Linked DNA regions of Mus musculus: region 1 is linked to region 2. Evidence: chromatin loops called from intact Hi-C (ENCODE). Cell type or tissue: gastrocnemius. All regions are shown on one strand.

Region 1 (8,000 bases), 290 kb before region 2:
TAATCCCCTGTTCTCATCTACTGCAACTCCATGGTCACTTGAAAGAAAGGACAAGACCCAGTAGAGACCACATGAAGTCTAAAATAGTATCTGACTCTGTGCAGAGGAAGCTTCAACGAACGAAGATCCTGGAGATGGTGGTCAAGTGTGGCTCTCTCTCGGCAGGTTTGAGTCCATTCAGGGCATGAGGTCTTCCCCCAAAAGCCATATCAGTCCATGGCCTGGGGTGGGCACTAGGTCATCAGGCCATGGCCTGGCATAGACACTGGACAGTGGTCTTAGCAGTTGTGACCTGCATTCTTTTGGTAACAGCACCTTCATTCAGTTCTATGTTTGAAAGCATCAGCCTTGAGGCTTTAGCGATGCTCTTCCTACAAAGGGCTCAAATTTGGTTTCCAGCACTCACGTGGTGGCTCACAACCTTGCAGAGCTCAAGTTCCAGGGGATGCAATGCCCTCCCCTGATCTGTGGGTAATGCACACATGTACGCCCACACATTTACACACATGCAGGGAAAACATTCATGTACATAAAATAAAAATAAATCTTTTCCTTTTAAAGTATCAGCCATACCTCTCTACATTGCATACAGGACCCGAGGACCTGCCCCGAGGACCTCGGTAGGAGCCCCTGACACTGCTCAGTTTGGGAGCAGACAAGTTGGCCTGCCTGGACTGCAGCCCAGACCCTCACATTCTCTGGCTCCTTGCAGCTTATGACACATTCAAAGCCCCATGTGGAACTATCTAGCAAAATGGACAATCTAAGGGGGTCTTAGGAACAGGGAAAATGGCATGAAGGTGGCCTCGGCTTCCTGTTCTTCCTCTGCCTATCTCCTTGTCTAGACTGTGAGTCTGCTGTTTCCAGCCATCCAAGAAGAGGGCCCCCCTCAGTGAGCCAGGGAGCCCATCTCTCCATGATCTCCAAGCACAGTTACAACGAATCACAGCAGGGCGAGCAAGCATCTCTGAGCCTCCCTCCTCCTCCTCTGGGGAAAACAGTCGGCTCTGTCACACAGCACCATCCCTGAGTCCCCTCTGTGCGACAAGCCACTCAGGGTGTGTCAGGCGTCGACTTTGGCAAGGGAGGCATCTCTGACTTATTTGCATAATCCCTCTCCAGGGATGTTTCTCTGATTAGTCTGACTCCAGTTTTGATGAGAGTAGCACCTCCCGTCTTGTGCCCGTGTGCGGGCATCACGCAAAAACAGCTGCTTTGTTTGCTGGTAGATTCTGGAGTCTTCTGCGGACTCTGTAAAACCTTCTGCAAAGGGTAACGCTTGCTACAATGGTAGCCCCCAATGCTGCACGCTGAGAGTCATGCCCCTGAGTGTGTGTGTGTGTGTGCATGTGTGTGAATATCTGTGTGTTCAGGGCAGAGTCATAATGGTGGCACCAGGTAGCAGCAGGCTCTGGGCCACTCCTGAGAATCACAGTAAGTCTGACCTCAACTCTGACAAGGGTGTGGAGAAGAACATCTCACCTGGTCTGCAGGCAGTCCTCTAGGAAGAGGGAAAGAGAAGTTCCCAGGCAAGGATGTAGCTTGCCACCCCCTCCCCGACACCGCACCTCTGGCTCACACACGGTGCCTGGTAAGTTCTAGAACGGTAGGAGCGCCTGTGCAGAATATTCCAAAGCCCATGGACCTGAGACATAGTAACACCCATTGGACCTGAGACAGTAACACCCCACGAAAGCCCTAAAGTTTCCAGTTGTGCAGAACAGGAGAACATTACAGACTTGGGAGTGCGGCCATCGGGAGTGGGAGCCCAGCAGAAGCCCCTTAAAAGACAGTTGCAAGCGTAAAAATGGTGCGACTGTGTCACTGGAAACTCTCCACAGAGGAAACTCAGCTGGCTCACCTAGGGGCAAAACCTCTGATCCATCAGCACCTCCTCACCGTGCTAGGTCAACAGAGCAGTTCTGAGATTCTGTCACTAGACTGAGCGTGACAGCACTGAGTGTGACAGCACCCAGTGTGACAGCATCCAGTGTGACAGCACTGTGCGCAGGTGGACAAGGAAGGCCGTGTGGGTCAGGAGCTGAGAACCATGAGAGACTCCACCTTCTGGAACAGGTTCAGGATATCTGGAAGGAGTCAGGGCTGTGACAGTGCTGACCTACCAGCCCCTGGATGAGGCTTCAGGCTCTGGCCTGAGTGGCCAGGTGGACCTTGGCATCTAAGAAGTCCCAGTGACCGAATGAATCACCACAATTCCAGGTCATTTCTTCACCCACCAGAAGGTGCCTAGCCAGGAAGTGTCCCTCAGTGACTATGACAGGGACCCTGAGGCTGGGTCTGTGTAAAGCCTCGTGTGGGAAAAGCCATGGATGAGGAGAAGGTGGAAAAAGGAGACTGCTGTAGCTCCGAGTGAAGGGTTAAATTCCAACTGTCTGGGGGCTGGAGTTCAAGCCCCACCCTCCCTTACAAACGCATTTGGCTCATAAGGTTAGCAGTCTGGCTGATGACCTTAAAGAGACTTGTAGTCACTAGAGAAGGTAAGCAAGGACAGGGGGAAAGGCGTCCTAAATCCTCTCCTGAGCCAAAAGTCTCAGGTGTTCAATGACACCTGGCACACAAACATGTATGCATGCACACATGCACACGCAAACATATATGACACATGTACACACACACACATGCACAAACACATCTGCATGCTTGGACACACACACACGTGTGTGTGCACACATATACATGCATATGATCATGCACAAACACATCTGCATGCATGGACCTGCGTGTGGAAATACATACATGCAAGTGCACACACGTGAGCTCACCTGGGTCTGAGACGGCCTGAAAGCAGCATCAAAGCCACTCTGCAGGGAGTCGAGGAAGGGCTGGACCTTGTAGAGCCCATGCGTGGTCTGGCTGGATCGGAAGGCCACAACATGGAAGTACTTGAGGATTTTCTCGAAGCGGGCCTGGCTCATGACGAGGGCAAGGCTCCGGTTGCTATAGAAGCCTCCGCTCCAAATGCTGAGTACCGACTCACAGTGCGAGACGCTGGTGGAGATCACATAGCCCAGGAAGGCCTTCATCTCTGCCAACGTCACCTCCACCCAGGCACCGTCACTGCCAAACCGCTCCTGGAACTTCCTGGCATACATGTTGGTCTGTACCACCATGTTCTTGAGCACGTTGTCCGGGACGAAGAGCTGGAAGAAGTCCACCGCGCTAGCGCTGGGTGGCATCTTTCTGGTTGGACCTGAAATCCAAAGACAGGCTGAGCGCTCACGTCCAAAATCATCACCACCTGACAGGGGCCGGGTCCTCTTGGCCTCGGGCCTCAGCCCTGCCTAGCTTCCCTTCCTTCCCTCCTGCGTCTGACACCTTGCCCAAATGGAGGCCAATAGCCTGGCTCTCACATGCTCTGGGCTCCTCTCACTTAGATGCTCCTGCCTTGTCCCCCAACTCTCTGTCCCCCAGATCATACACATTATTCCCACCTTCCTTCCCTACATGATTTCCCTAGCACCCAATCCTGCTGTTCTGTTCTGCCCCCTGCAACCCTGCCCTCCTGTCCCTCGATCCTTCTGTTGTCAGGCCCATCACACCTAAGCCGTCCATCCCCTCATGCACTGTATAGGACATCAGTGGCGAATGCAGCTCACCCAGTGAGTAGATCTGAGGAGAGAGATGTAGAGGGAGAGAGCATGTACAACCCCCTGTCATTCTCCAGAATGTGCTGTATGACTTAAGGGGACTCTGTGCCCATAATGCTTCAGTTGCAGCCAGTAGAGAGCAAGCCTTGCTAAGTAGTCCCACACAATTTTAAACGATTGGTGGGTTAATCCAAAGGGACTAGTGTAAGACAGTTTCACCAATGAGAGACAGGCCTCGCAAAATTTGACTGGTAACAGTCTCTCTGCATATGTGCACACATGCATACACACACATACACACACATACACCCCCTAGATGCAATTTACTATAACATCCTCACCATGAACCCAAATCATCTTAGGTGGAAAATGCATGTGCCCCCTCCCCCCCAGCCAGATTGTTCTAATTCAGTCCCAGCAGACTGGGTGTCGGCTGCTCCCCTCACAAAGGCAACTGACAGGGAGCCGTAGCTCAACATCACTGTCCCAAACCTCAGAAGAAGTATCATCTGACACACTGCCAGCCAGAGAAAAGATCCAGGCTTAAAATGCACATGTGGTTCCTACTCAAATCCATCCCTGCTTGTGCATTACCCTAAAGTCAGAAGTCCTAAGCCGAAGCTTCTCTGCGAGTGTGTGCACACATGTGTGTGCATGTGTGTATTCATGTGCACGTGTTTATATGCCTCCTAGGAGCTACTGTTTGCAATCCTATCATACAGGCTTGAAGCAGCATGCTCTGATTTGTAGTAGACAACCTTTCTTTCGCATCTGTGTGGCAATTTTTAATAAAAACTGTGTGAAGAGTTTTCCCACCAGCTTATATGGTCAAAAACAAAAACAAACAAACAAACAAACAAAACCCACCAAGCTGTTTAAAAAAAAAAAAAAAACACCAAGCTGTTTGCAGATAAAGCCAGGTTTTTGAGCAGTGGCCAGATCCGAGCAAGGAACTACCTTTTTTTGGGTTTCCATTTTGCACACGCATGTGTGTGTGTCCATGAGTGTGTGTGTGTGGGGGGTACATGTAGGAGGTGCACATACATGTGTGCATGTACACATGGATATGGACCCCCAAGGTCGAGATTGGGCATCTTCTTCAACCACTCAGCTCCATCTTATTCATTGAGGCAGGGTTTCTCAATCAAGCCCAGAGCTCACCTATACGGATCTCAGCTCCAGGCCTCATGCTTGCATGGTAGGTGCTTTCACCACTGAGCCACCATCTCCTTAAAATTCACTGGATTGGCCGGTTGCTCCCGGTTCTAGCGTTTTCCTTGTAGAACAGACTGAGTGAAATCAACTTTTCAAGTCTGTCTGCAGAGTCAGGTGGACAAGCCCGTATGCCGGATGCCCAGCGCGGCACTGGTATGAGGAGACGAGCCCAAGGCTCGGCAGCTGTTTCTGGGACAGCACCTATAGGAAAGCACCTCGCTGAGGGCTTTGCAAAGCAAATTCTGTTTTCTGTTCGCCTAGACAGCAGGGCGGCCACCGCCTTCACTTTCCCCAGCCACACGTAAATAGCCTCGCTGCCACCAGTGCACCAAACCGGTCCTGTTGGCACGGGGATGCTGGAACTCTGGGCTATGTTTACTGGTGTGCCATAAGTGCATGCGTGAGCATCTGTGCTTTTCAGTCGGCCTGGCAGCCTCCTGTGGGTAGAGCCATAAATTATTCAGAGCAGACCGGTGATCAGCGAGGAGAAGCAACATTGTAACTGCTGTATCATGCTGACTGAGAGGCACGGGATTTTCTCTCCCTGAGTCATCTTCCCTCCATGCACGCCATTTCTGGATGGATTGCCAAAGCCTGCTCCAGCCTGCTTCCTGAACATACTACAGAGTGGCTGGCTCCCCTCACCTGTTTGGATTGACAAGCTCCTCTGTTGGCTTTTCTTGGTTGCTGTGGTTCCTGCCACTTGGAATATGGTGACAGAGTCTGGTTGTCACGAAGGAGGGGTGTCATTGATGCAGCTCCTACCCACAGCCTCACCTAGCTTTCTTTTTTTTTTTTTTTGGTTTTTCGAGACAGGGTTTCTCTGTGTAGCCCTGGCTGTCCTGGAACTCACTCTGTAGACCAGGCTGGCCTTGAACTCAGAAATCTGCCTGCCTCTGCCCCCCAAGTGCTGGGATTAAAGGCGTGTGCCACCACTGCCCAGCTCTCACCTAGCTTTCTACATGACCTCTATAACTTGACATTAGCCCCAAGGGGCACTAACCCCATTCAGACAGAACGCCAGAAGAAGGACATAGCCCGGGTTCTCTAGGTGACTTACAGAGATGATGGCTTTGTAGCTCTTCATGGGAGTTTGTCTGTGTCTGTGGAGATTACTAAGAATGCCACATGGCCCCATGGGGACAGCAACCATGTGTCTCTCCACTCCAAGACACCCTCCTGCTATAGGATGAAAAGAATAAAGTCCTGCGCCTCCTCTGGCTTCTTCATGCAACCCCCCAGACTGCCTGCCCTTTGCACAGGCCCCAAGTTCTGCTCAGACATGGCTGCCTGTGACACCCACTCTCTGACATCTACTGAAGCAAGAAAGCTGAGGTCGTGGCTGCTCAATCCTTTCTGTCCTCCAAACTCAGGATGTGGTGTGCTTACCACCTAACCCATACACAGCAAAAATGGAGATTAGCAGAGGGGACGGTGAGCTCTACACTCCATGCATCTTTGCTGAGCTCAGTAGGAAAAGCGAGGGGCCCGTGTCACTGCTCGGTGACAGGTCTGGGTCAGCAATGTACACCATACCCTCAATGGTGCCATGGACAGCTGGCAGGACAAAAGGGGTTTAGTGATGTGTATGTGTGGAGCCCACCTAAAAAGGCAAGGTGCTTTGGGTGTTGGGTAGAAGCAGCAGACACATACATAACCTACCTGGAGGCAACTCTAGGTCCAGCTTTGTTTTTTTCCCTGTCTCTCCTTTCTCCAGCTGGAGCAAGCCCCTGGGGTACCACTCCTGGGGGACTACCCTTGGGGACCACCCCTGAAGGACCACTCCTTCCTTGGTTCCCTCTGTCTTCTTTCACCTTGTGCACTAAGCCAAAAGCAGACAATACAGCCTTTATCGTCTCTGAATAGGGGCAAGGGCTACACAGCCTCGACAGACAGGACCAGTCTCCACTGCAGGTGATACAATGGGCTGCTCGATCTTCATTCAGGCAACACATACTTCATGACCATTAATATGCTTGTCAATAAACACCCCAAAGGCAGAATGAGCCCCTAGATCCCCTTATCAGAATAGAAGAGTATCTTCTTCCATTCTGGAACATTCTCTAGCAGCCACGCTGCCTGGGATAAAGACAGCTATTGGGACGTTTCAGGGCAGATGCTGTCAGAGGTTGCTGTGGAACAGCTAACGGTCAATTCATATTTAAATGCAGAGGTGGAGTCACTCTCTCCAGGTTATATCAAATGAGTTTAAAACCATAAGAAGGATGTCCCACATTGCCTCTCTCTGGAGACACTGGGCATCTCATTCGGTGAAATGTGGTGCAGAGAGAGGCCTGCAGTCCCAAGTGTGCCTGTAATCCCAGCACTTGAGAAACTAGACTGCTGTGAGTTCAAGACTAGCCTAGTTTACATAGCAAGTTATAGGCTAGCCTGTGCTACATAGAGTGGCACCCTATTAAGGAAAGGAGAGGGAGGGGAAGGAAAAGCCAGAGGTGATCATGATGGATGGAGGAAGGCAACAGGGCAGTCAACAGGACCAGCACCAGCTGAAACAGGAGGAATCCATGGACAAAGAGAGAGGAGGGGTGAGGAGACTGGGGTGCGCCTGTGCACCTGTGTGAAGAGGCCATGCATACACTTGGTTCAGGCTGTACAGTCTCTGAAACCCTGGCTTCGAATCTGTTCTTATGTTCAAATGAACTTAAACAGAGGGTCACAGGGGTACGCAGGACAGGCTGGACACAGAGAACACGTTTCTAGTCTCATAACCCTGCCCCAGCATTTTAAAAATGGCTGTAAGTCCAAAGAAGCAATCAAAACTGGGGTGGCCCAAGTGGGTCTTGACTCTGGAGAAGCCCAAGGTTCTACAAGGCCCAGAGAACAGGCCTGGCTTTTCCAACCCAAACAAAAGGGTAAAGCTAAGACCTTTAACTCAGGCCAGCCCGTGACTGAACATAGCTCCTTAGCAAAGGCGAGATGGAGGGAGATAGGGTGACGGTATAAATGACATCCGTGAGAACCACTTGGGACAATGGATGGTGTGGATGCAGCTGGTCCTCTGTCTGACCCATGACCCTGGGCATGGACCTACCTCGATGTTCTCTACCTGGACAGTGTGCGTGCAGGGAGGACAGCTCCAGGCATCCTTCCTAGATGGACCCACTTGGACACGTGGCTGCCTCCCACCCACCTAAGCACATCCAGCTAGAAGGCTCT
Region 2 (8,000 bases):
GCTTCAAAGTCGACTAACTGGAAAAGAGGAGGCGCAGGACGTGATAAAAGGAAGGAAATGGTGTGGGGTCTAGCTCGCATGCGGTCCACAGCCAGAAGCCCGGGGCGAGGTGCAGCCATGCCTGTGCCTCCGCCAGCCCAGCATACCTTCCCTTTGGGGATCTTCCCAGCCACTTCTTTGCCACTGGCCATCAGCGCTCCCACAATGACTGAATACGCAATGACACTGTCAAGACAGGACAGACTTCAGCCAGCCCTGGCCTATGGCTATCACGCTAACCTCCCTGCGGGCGTCCATCATGAAAAAGAATCTTACATAGGAATTCTTTGGACTAAAACCTTAAATGTTTAGTTAACAGAAGAACTTTGTCGTGTTTATTTTGAAAATATTTCTACTTTCCTACGTAAAGAGCATAAGGAACTTGAGGGTCCACAGGAGCATCTGCGCTCTGAGGGAAGGCGGGTTCCCACCGGGTTGCTCCCTGCTGCTTTCTTCAGAGAGCAGCACACGGAGCCTCTCCTCTTGGCCTGACCTTAAATCCCCTTCATGGTTGGCCACGGGTGTGATCTTTCTATTTTTCATTTTGTTTCCCCGAGACAGGGCCTCACTGTGTAGACTAGGCCGGCGTCAATCTCAGAGACCCACCTGCCTGTCTCCTCAGGGTTACCATTAAAGGCACATGCCACTATACCCACCAAAAACGGGACTTGGGGGCAGGGGGTGGATTTTAGAAGAAACAATGGGAACTTCTTGTGATTTGTAGTGGGCTTTAGAGGCTGTGCCTGTGACACAAACAAAAGCCATAGCAACAGTTTCGATCTGAAACTGTCATAGGACGGGACATCACTTACCTAGATCCTCGAGACAGGGGCATTAAATTATAAAAGTAATACACTAAGGATAAGATTAAGTTGCAGACAGCATCAGCCTCCTAGGAGAAAGGACAGAGATTCATGAACTTCAGCCCCATGTCAGGAACTCGCGCTGCACAAGATCTTGACCAGCTGCCCTCTCTCAGGGCTGGCGTGCTTAGTTAGAAAGCTAACTTTCTTTCCCACTTCTGATTCAGACCAGGACAACCAGTCCATGGAGGGCACTGCCCGCTTTCGGGTGGGTCTCCCTTCCTCAGTTAAACCTTTCTAGAAATACACTCATCGATACAGCCAGAGGTGCCCCCTCGGTGACGCTAAATCCCTTCAAGGTGCCAGTCACAATCACAGTTTTACAGTAAGCAGCAATTCTAATGAGGGAACTTATAGACCATGCTCACAGTGGCCGACCTGGACAAACCTCTTCTGACCACAAACCTGCACTGACGCACCGCAGAGCTAACAATATGTACTGTGCCACCCCATTGCTGTGGTTGTTAAACCCTGGAAATGTTTTTGCTCCAAGGAGTACTAGAAAGGAGGCTGAGACAATTACAATTGATTTCAGGCATAAGACAAACAGCCTCAGTGAAACAGGGGAAACTGTAGGTGGGGGGTGAGGGGGTGGGGCATTTGCCAAAGAAATTGCAGGACTGGGGTGTGGCTCAGCAGTGAAGCATCTGCCTAGCACACTGGAGTTCTTAGTCCCATCCTCAGCAATACATACGCGCGCACACACATGTACATGTGCACACACACTCACAAACACACACCAGGTTCCATCCTCAGCAACACACACACACACACCCCAGGAACAGAAAATAAAACAAAGCCAAACCTACCCCGAATTCTGCCGAGAGGGTCAGTACTTTGCCCTTCGCTGTCAGGTCTTTATAAAGTGCATCTATTTCAGCGTGATACAGCTGTGTCCTCTCTTCTGTGGTTTGAGTTTCCACAGAAAATAGGATATTGCCGACCCTGAAACACAAGCACTGCTGTCAATGGCATAGATTAAACAATCCAAACAGAAACTGGAGAAGTGGTGTGCGTGTGTTGTGTGTGTGTGCGCGCGCGCGCGCACGTGCGCGCACGCACGAATGCTAATGGTGGCTGCTCGGAGTGCTCTGAGCCCTGTTGTCACTTTCCCAGCCACTCTGCCCAGGCAGGAGCAGAAGTTGTGGGAGGCTCATGAACACTGCTACTACCATGTCTTGTGCTTATGTTTTTGCACGCAGCACCACTGTGGCTCTGTGAGGATAAACTCACACAGCATGGACTTATCATGACGCTATCTGCAGAACCTCCTGGTTCTCAGAACATTAGCTGGAGGGAGAGGTGAGACCAGGCTTGGGGACATAAAGGGAAGAAGCAGGGAAAAGCTGAAAGTTTTATGGGAGAAGTGGCCTGAATGTGGGTCTATCCTATTTAAATTCAGCAGGACACACAGACACACATACATACACAGAGAGAGGGGGGGAGAGAGAGAGAGAGAGAGAGAGAGAGAGAGAGTGGGGGCCTTGTGGGAAGAAGGGTTTAGTGGGAATAACTGGGGGGATAAGAAGGACTAAAAGTCACTACAGACATGAATGAAACTATCAAAGAAGAAATGATTGTAAAATGCTTCTCAGTTGGCGGCGGTTGAGAGTAATGATGGCCAGAGCCTCAGATGTGCAAACTTTCCACAAAGACATTGCCACCCTCTCGAGACCCAGCAATCTGCAATGCGTGCATGGTAGCCCTGGGCCCGCATGGACCCGTTTTCCTGCTGTTGGACAAGCTCTCCGGAGCCTCTGAGCACCAGGCAGAGGTGCTGTGGGAATTCAAATGGGTTGTGTGCACTTAGCCAGGAAGGATGCTGCCCCAGGCATATACTGAGTACACACATGGCCCAGACACGGCTCACATCAGGACATCCCTCCACTGGCCGCCACCAGCCCCACGTCACACTGGAGCGAACATACTTGTCTCCTGTGATGGTGATGGTGAAGCCGTCATATTCCTTCCCTTGATCTTTGAGGCTGGGGACTTTGGTGTTCACGGTGAACCCGTCCTTTGTTTTGGTATTAAACTGCTTTCGAGGGAAAATAAAAATCCATATTAGCTGCAGTTCTCACACTGTAACATGGTTCTGTCATGCAGCACCACACACACATTGGGCTGCATTCTCAGCTCCCCTGAGCTACATATCGCCCACATGCTACGGGCTGGACATGTCTACTTCTAATCCGTCCTGAACCTTAGACTTAGCTCTGGGCTTGTCTGAGGCATTCAAACTGAGAGACCATGTGCTCTCTCTTGGTAGGCAGTGGCTAACAACACTTCTCCTTTCTTTAGATGCAACACAGGCCCTAAGTGCCTCACATCCCACAAACCTACAGAGCAGCAGGGGCCCCAGCAGAAAGCTGCAGGTGCCCTACAGCCAAGATCTAGCTCAGTGCAGCAGCTGCTCTGGGGTTGGTTCTCCTCCCAGCGCAGCAGGCAGCAGCCTTGCCAGCCAGGAGCAGCAATGCCAGCTCCTGCAACCTGAAAAAGCATGTGTCCCTGAAAAAGCACTGTGCCCTGCAAGTGCTCCCCAGAGCCGCAGGCCCGAGGGGTGCTCAGTGGTTCCTCTCCAGGTGTGTTTTAGGTTCACAGACTCTAACCTCGCAGACCACAGGTTGTGAGGGGACCTCCTCAAAGCCGGCCAGGGTGTCTCCTAGGAACACAGCTTCAGATGCCAGCTCTGAGTTAAAACCTGCGATGCTCTGCCTTTATTCTAGAATAGTGCCCTCCGACTCTGGCTGGGATGGATGGAGCTGGAATAGGGCAGGCAGTGACAGACAAAGGACTCTGGGCTCTGGCGGGAGGGCTTCTCCTGCAGCAGGCCACAGGAGCGATGGCTGGAGGCCCACGGCAGGGTGCAGCTGGGCAGGACTGACTACCAGGGCTTTCAGCTGAATTGAGGGAGAAGCGCCTTTCTTCAGGGACTGGCTCTCAGAAAACAAGTGCAGGTGCTTTCCCGTATGCCCACTGAATCCTTGCCACAAACAGACCAGGTATGAATGCACAGTCCCAGGAAAAGGAACAAACCTGGCCATACTGCTGGGCCAGGAAGTGGCAGAGTGGAGGGCTGAGGGAGGGCCTCTGACTCTGGTCCATGCTCCTGGCTAACGATCTATCTGCTGGGGCCTGAGTGCTTTTCTAAGTCTCCAGTGGCACGCCATGTTTTTCAGAGGAAGAAGAAAGCTACAAGTTTCCCATATGCACATCCATAATCCGGCTGAAGCCAGTCTGAAGCTGGAAACGCTCCCATCCAAAGGACAAGCTCCTACAGACGACACAGCAGGGCAGTGCTGCCACCCTCTGGCTAGGTGTTGTGAATGCACCTTGGCACGCTGCTTTCCTTTCCACGATCTGTGTAAGCAGATTTCGTCTCCCACCTGAAGTCTTACTAGATTTTAGTGACTGAAATCCACAGAGGCTGACCCAGCGCAGTGCCGGTCTCCTGTCCGCAGTGTGTCCTGCCGCCTGTCATGGAGGAGCTGCCGGGATACTGAAGGTCAGCACCACACAAGTGATGTTAAAAGCCACCTGAGAGTCTTCTTCCAACAAATCTGCCATTACCGTGTCATGCAAGACTTATGGGTATTTTTGTCTCCTTCTGTGATCTTTCCTTTAGTTCTGACTTTCTATGTCAAAGCCGCACCTCAGTTCCATTCTCAGAGCGCATTTCAGATGGAAACGGACGTCACGACTTATGCTGTTGCTGCTGCAGTGCTGGGAATCAGACACGGGCCTACTAGGTACCAGGAGAGGGTACTCCCGTGACTCCCAGTGAGGCACCTCTGGGAGCAAATGGAGATGAAGGTGCTCAGAGCAACTTCCCACCATCAAGGCCACAGCTCTGTCTCAGCTCACAGTTAACTCTGAGCAACCCCTGCTACGGCACAGACTTCCACTGCAGATGTGGCCACACAACAAGGGCTCCCCCGCCCCTGCCTCAGGTACCTCCTCTTCTGCAGCTGCTGGCCTCCACACGCCTATCCTACGGGACAACAAACAACGCCCACAGGAATCTGGGGGAGACGGGGTTCTCCAACTCTCCTTTTAGGAATCCATCTAACTACAGCTGCGTGGCTTTTGGGCCGCTGGGGAGTACTGGACTGTGGCCACAGGTCCAGCGTGAGTATATTTATTTTCAAGTCCTTTGTTTCCTGAATTGACTGCGTCTCGAAAGTCGGTTCTGGTTGAGTCTGGTTCCAGCGCTGTACTTGATCTGGGTTACTGCTTACAGTGTGTTAATGTGGGGTCTCAGATGCTATACTTTGTAAGTTCTGAGACAGCGCAACAGTCACATATGTGCTTTGGTTTTCTTTTATACAATTCCTCCTGAGATATATTTTCAATTTAAGTGTATGTGTGTTTTGTCTGCATGTATGTCTGTGCACCCTACATGCCCGGTGCCTGCAGAGGTCAGAAGTCAGATGCCCTGGCACTGGACTTACAGACAGTTTTGAGACACCACAGGAGGTCACCACGTGAGTGTTGGGAATCGAGCCCGGGTCCTTGGGATGATAAAGGCAGGGCTCTTCAGTACCAAGTCACTGCTCCAGCCCCACCTGAGATGCTAATAGCAAACTTACCTTCATAATTGGAAGGAGGTCTTCCACTTTGTGTACCTTTTCCAGAGCTTCTCTGACTTCCAATAAGCCCTTTGGATTATTTGCTCTTGAAGAGAGGGGGAAGGGCAGAGGGAGGTTAATGCAGAATACGATACGCAGATCCATTCACGTCTTAAATAACTGCTCCTAAGGACAAGCAGCTCAATGCTGCAGGCCCATATATCCCAGGGCATCTCACTGACAGGGTCATCCACCCAAATCAATAATACATGTGAGAAAATCATGTTACTGACTTCTTATCCACCTGCTCCGCATCCCCTAAGCAGCGAGCATTGGCCTGGGGCTGACGCAATGCACTGGAGGCCCATGTGTGGGTCCCGTATAAATGTCATACCATCTAATGCAAAGGCCCTGAGCATGAAGAGGTCTTTGGAGAGGATAGACAGCATCCCACACTGGGCAACAGCAGGAGTCAATGCGAGCCAACAGGTGTGGGGCTGCAGAGGCATGCGCGGCGAATCAGGAAATGCAGCAGGCCAATGCGCAGGCGCGGGGGTCTTAGCTGACCCTTGATTCTCCTGTTCCAACTCTGCACTGGCAAGTGTGTGGTTTCACTTCTCAAGCTGCTCGGATCTAAGCACCCTGCTGGGGGGGCGCCACACGGTTCTCATGCTCAGCTGGTGACTCCACCTCAAAACTCAATGCCCCGCGGGATGGACGGAAGCTCTGTCGGCAATCGGGAGTGTCACTGTGATGAGTGTTGGCCGAAAGCACTGCCAAGGCCAACACTGTGAAGCCATTACTCTGGCGGAAGCAGGCTTTAATTAAACTTCCGGTCTAGTTCGTTTGGTCTGCCTGTGGTTCAGTTTTCTTTTTTCTTTTTTTATATTTTTTATTAGGTATTTTCCTCATTTACATGTGGTTCAGTTTTCAAATCTCACAGATAGACCACACATGAAACACATGGGACCAATGCATCACAGCAAAGAGGAGAACTGGAGGCTTACCCGTGATAAACAAGAATTCTATCTTTAATAAAATGAAGTATTTTCTCAAAATATTCCAGATATCTCATATTGATCACTTGACCCCTGTAAGGTAAAAGCGATAAAATTAACCATCATTTTACAAAGGCTTGTAAACATCAGTTAGTTCCAAAAACAAAGAGCGGGGACAAATATGGGGAAGTGTAAGAGAGGGGCTTGCTTTGTCACTGTGGGAGTAGCGACTCCCATCTCAGCAGAAAGCTTGGGCTCTTGGAATCTGTCCTGGCAGAAAGTGTCCAGAAAAGACGTAGCTCCTGACAGGCCACAGAGGAAGGAAAATCCTTAGCTTCAGGAGTTCAGACCTGATGGCGACTACCATGAGTGGCGCGCCTGGTTCTCTGGGTGCGCGCCTGCCTATTGAATGTGCCTGGCTCTCTGGGTGCACCTGCGTATTGGACATGCCTGGCACTTGTGTGTGCCTGCGTAAGGACACACCAGGCTCTGGACACGCCAAGCTCTCTGTACACGGCAGGCTCTCTGTGTGCATGCCTGCCTGTCTGAGGGTGCCTCTCGGGCCTTTTAGCAGTCCTCCTTCCCTCTACCCTCTGGAGACACTATACTCCTCACATGCCCATTCCGTTTTTTGTTTTGTTTGTTTGTTTTCTTCTTCCCCTCTCTTGAAGGTGTTCGCGTCTAGCAACAGCTGAGTCGAAGTCCGTCTACCCTAGGAAACACCACTCCCTGCTTCTGACAGCTCCCTCACATCAAGGTCATGATGCAAGGAGGACTTCTCTCCCTGACAGGGCACTTCAGTTTCCAGCTTCTCGCTTTTTCTCCTACTACTCTTAGACTGACTGGGACAACTGTGGCCTCAGCTAGAAGCAGAATAATGGATGCCTCTGATGCTTTTCTGTCAGCACCTCAGAGTGTCTGCAGCTCTCTTCTAACCCCCTGCAGGGGTCTGCATCTCTACACTTGCTCCCCACCTGCTGCCCCCTCACAAATCTGTTCATTCATCTGTTGCTACAGCGACCTTCGTCATGTCCATCTGTCTTGCTGTTCTTCGGCTCACCACCCAGGCGTGGCTCACCATTCTGGCTTCTACCTATGTCTCGGGCCTCAGTTCCTGAGACTTCCTGGGATGCAGTGGCTGGCAGCTACAAGGGATGCGTCACAGCTTCCTAGTCAGGAGGGATTCACCAGTGGGTTGGTGCACGGCCCACTGTCTGTCCGAGACAGTTCAGGTTTGGCCCCTGGATACACCGGGTGTCCCTTACTTCTCTGCACTCCATCAAGTCATGACATGGGTCTGTGACTCAAGTACCATTCAGCAAGAACATAAGCAGGTACACAGTGGCCTCAGTTACAGCATGTGACCAAATCTAGGTAAAAGTGCCACAAATCATTCCATGGGGAACTGAAAGGAGCCAGTAACAAAGGGAAAATAAACATAATTTCTAGAAATTAAAAAGGTTAAGTCTAAAAAAGACTTTTATACTAAAACCTAAATTTAAATGTCACATGTTAGATGGAGCAACAGTTTC

What was found. A loop is a pair of places that touch in the nucleus more often than their neighbours do. Peaks named below come from ENCODE experiments on the same cell type or tissue, not always from the same donor. Only the 100,000 strongest peaks of a DNase experiment are listed, where the experiment ranks them.
Region 1: a loop joins it to region 2, with 1.9 times the contacts of the local background. A loop is called at or near these places in 6 of 42 quality-filtered maps.

The regions. Positions count from the first base shown.
Region 1 is chr8:124,381,412-124,389,411 of GRCm38, forward strand. Pgbd5 (piggyBac transposable element derived 5) reads right to left here. Exons shown (of 7, transcript NM_171824.2): 2 at 2,784-3,211. The coding sequence starts at 3,197. Among named protein-coding and RNA genes, the nearest start is that of Pgbd5, 49 kb to the right of the region's middle. In gastrocnemius, no CTCF peak of the experiment used is centred here; DNase peaks (open chromatin) are centred at 3,174 and 5,279; H3K27ac peaks cover 731 bases.
Region 2 is chr8:124,673,511-124,681,510 of GRCm38, forward strand. Ttc13 (tetratricopeptide repeat domain 13) reads right to left here. Exons shown (of 23, transcript NM_001373939.1): 16 at 6,478-6,561; 17 at 5,492-5,576; 18 at 2,831-2,940; 19 at 1,712-1,847; 20 at 852-931; 21 at 147-225; 22 at 1-17. Among named protein-coding and RNA genes, the nearest start is that of Gm46058, 11 kb to the right of the region's middle. In gastrocnemius, a CTCF peak has its summit at 4,215 (motif pointing left); DNase peaks (open chromatin) are centred at 2,727, 3,344, 3,738, 4,194 and 2 more places.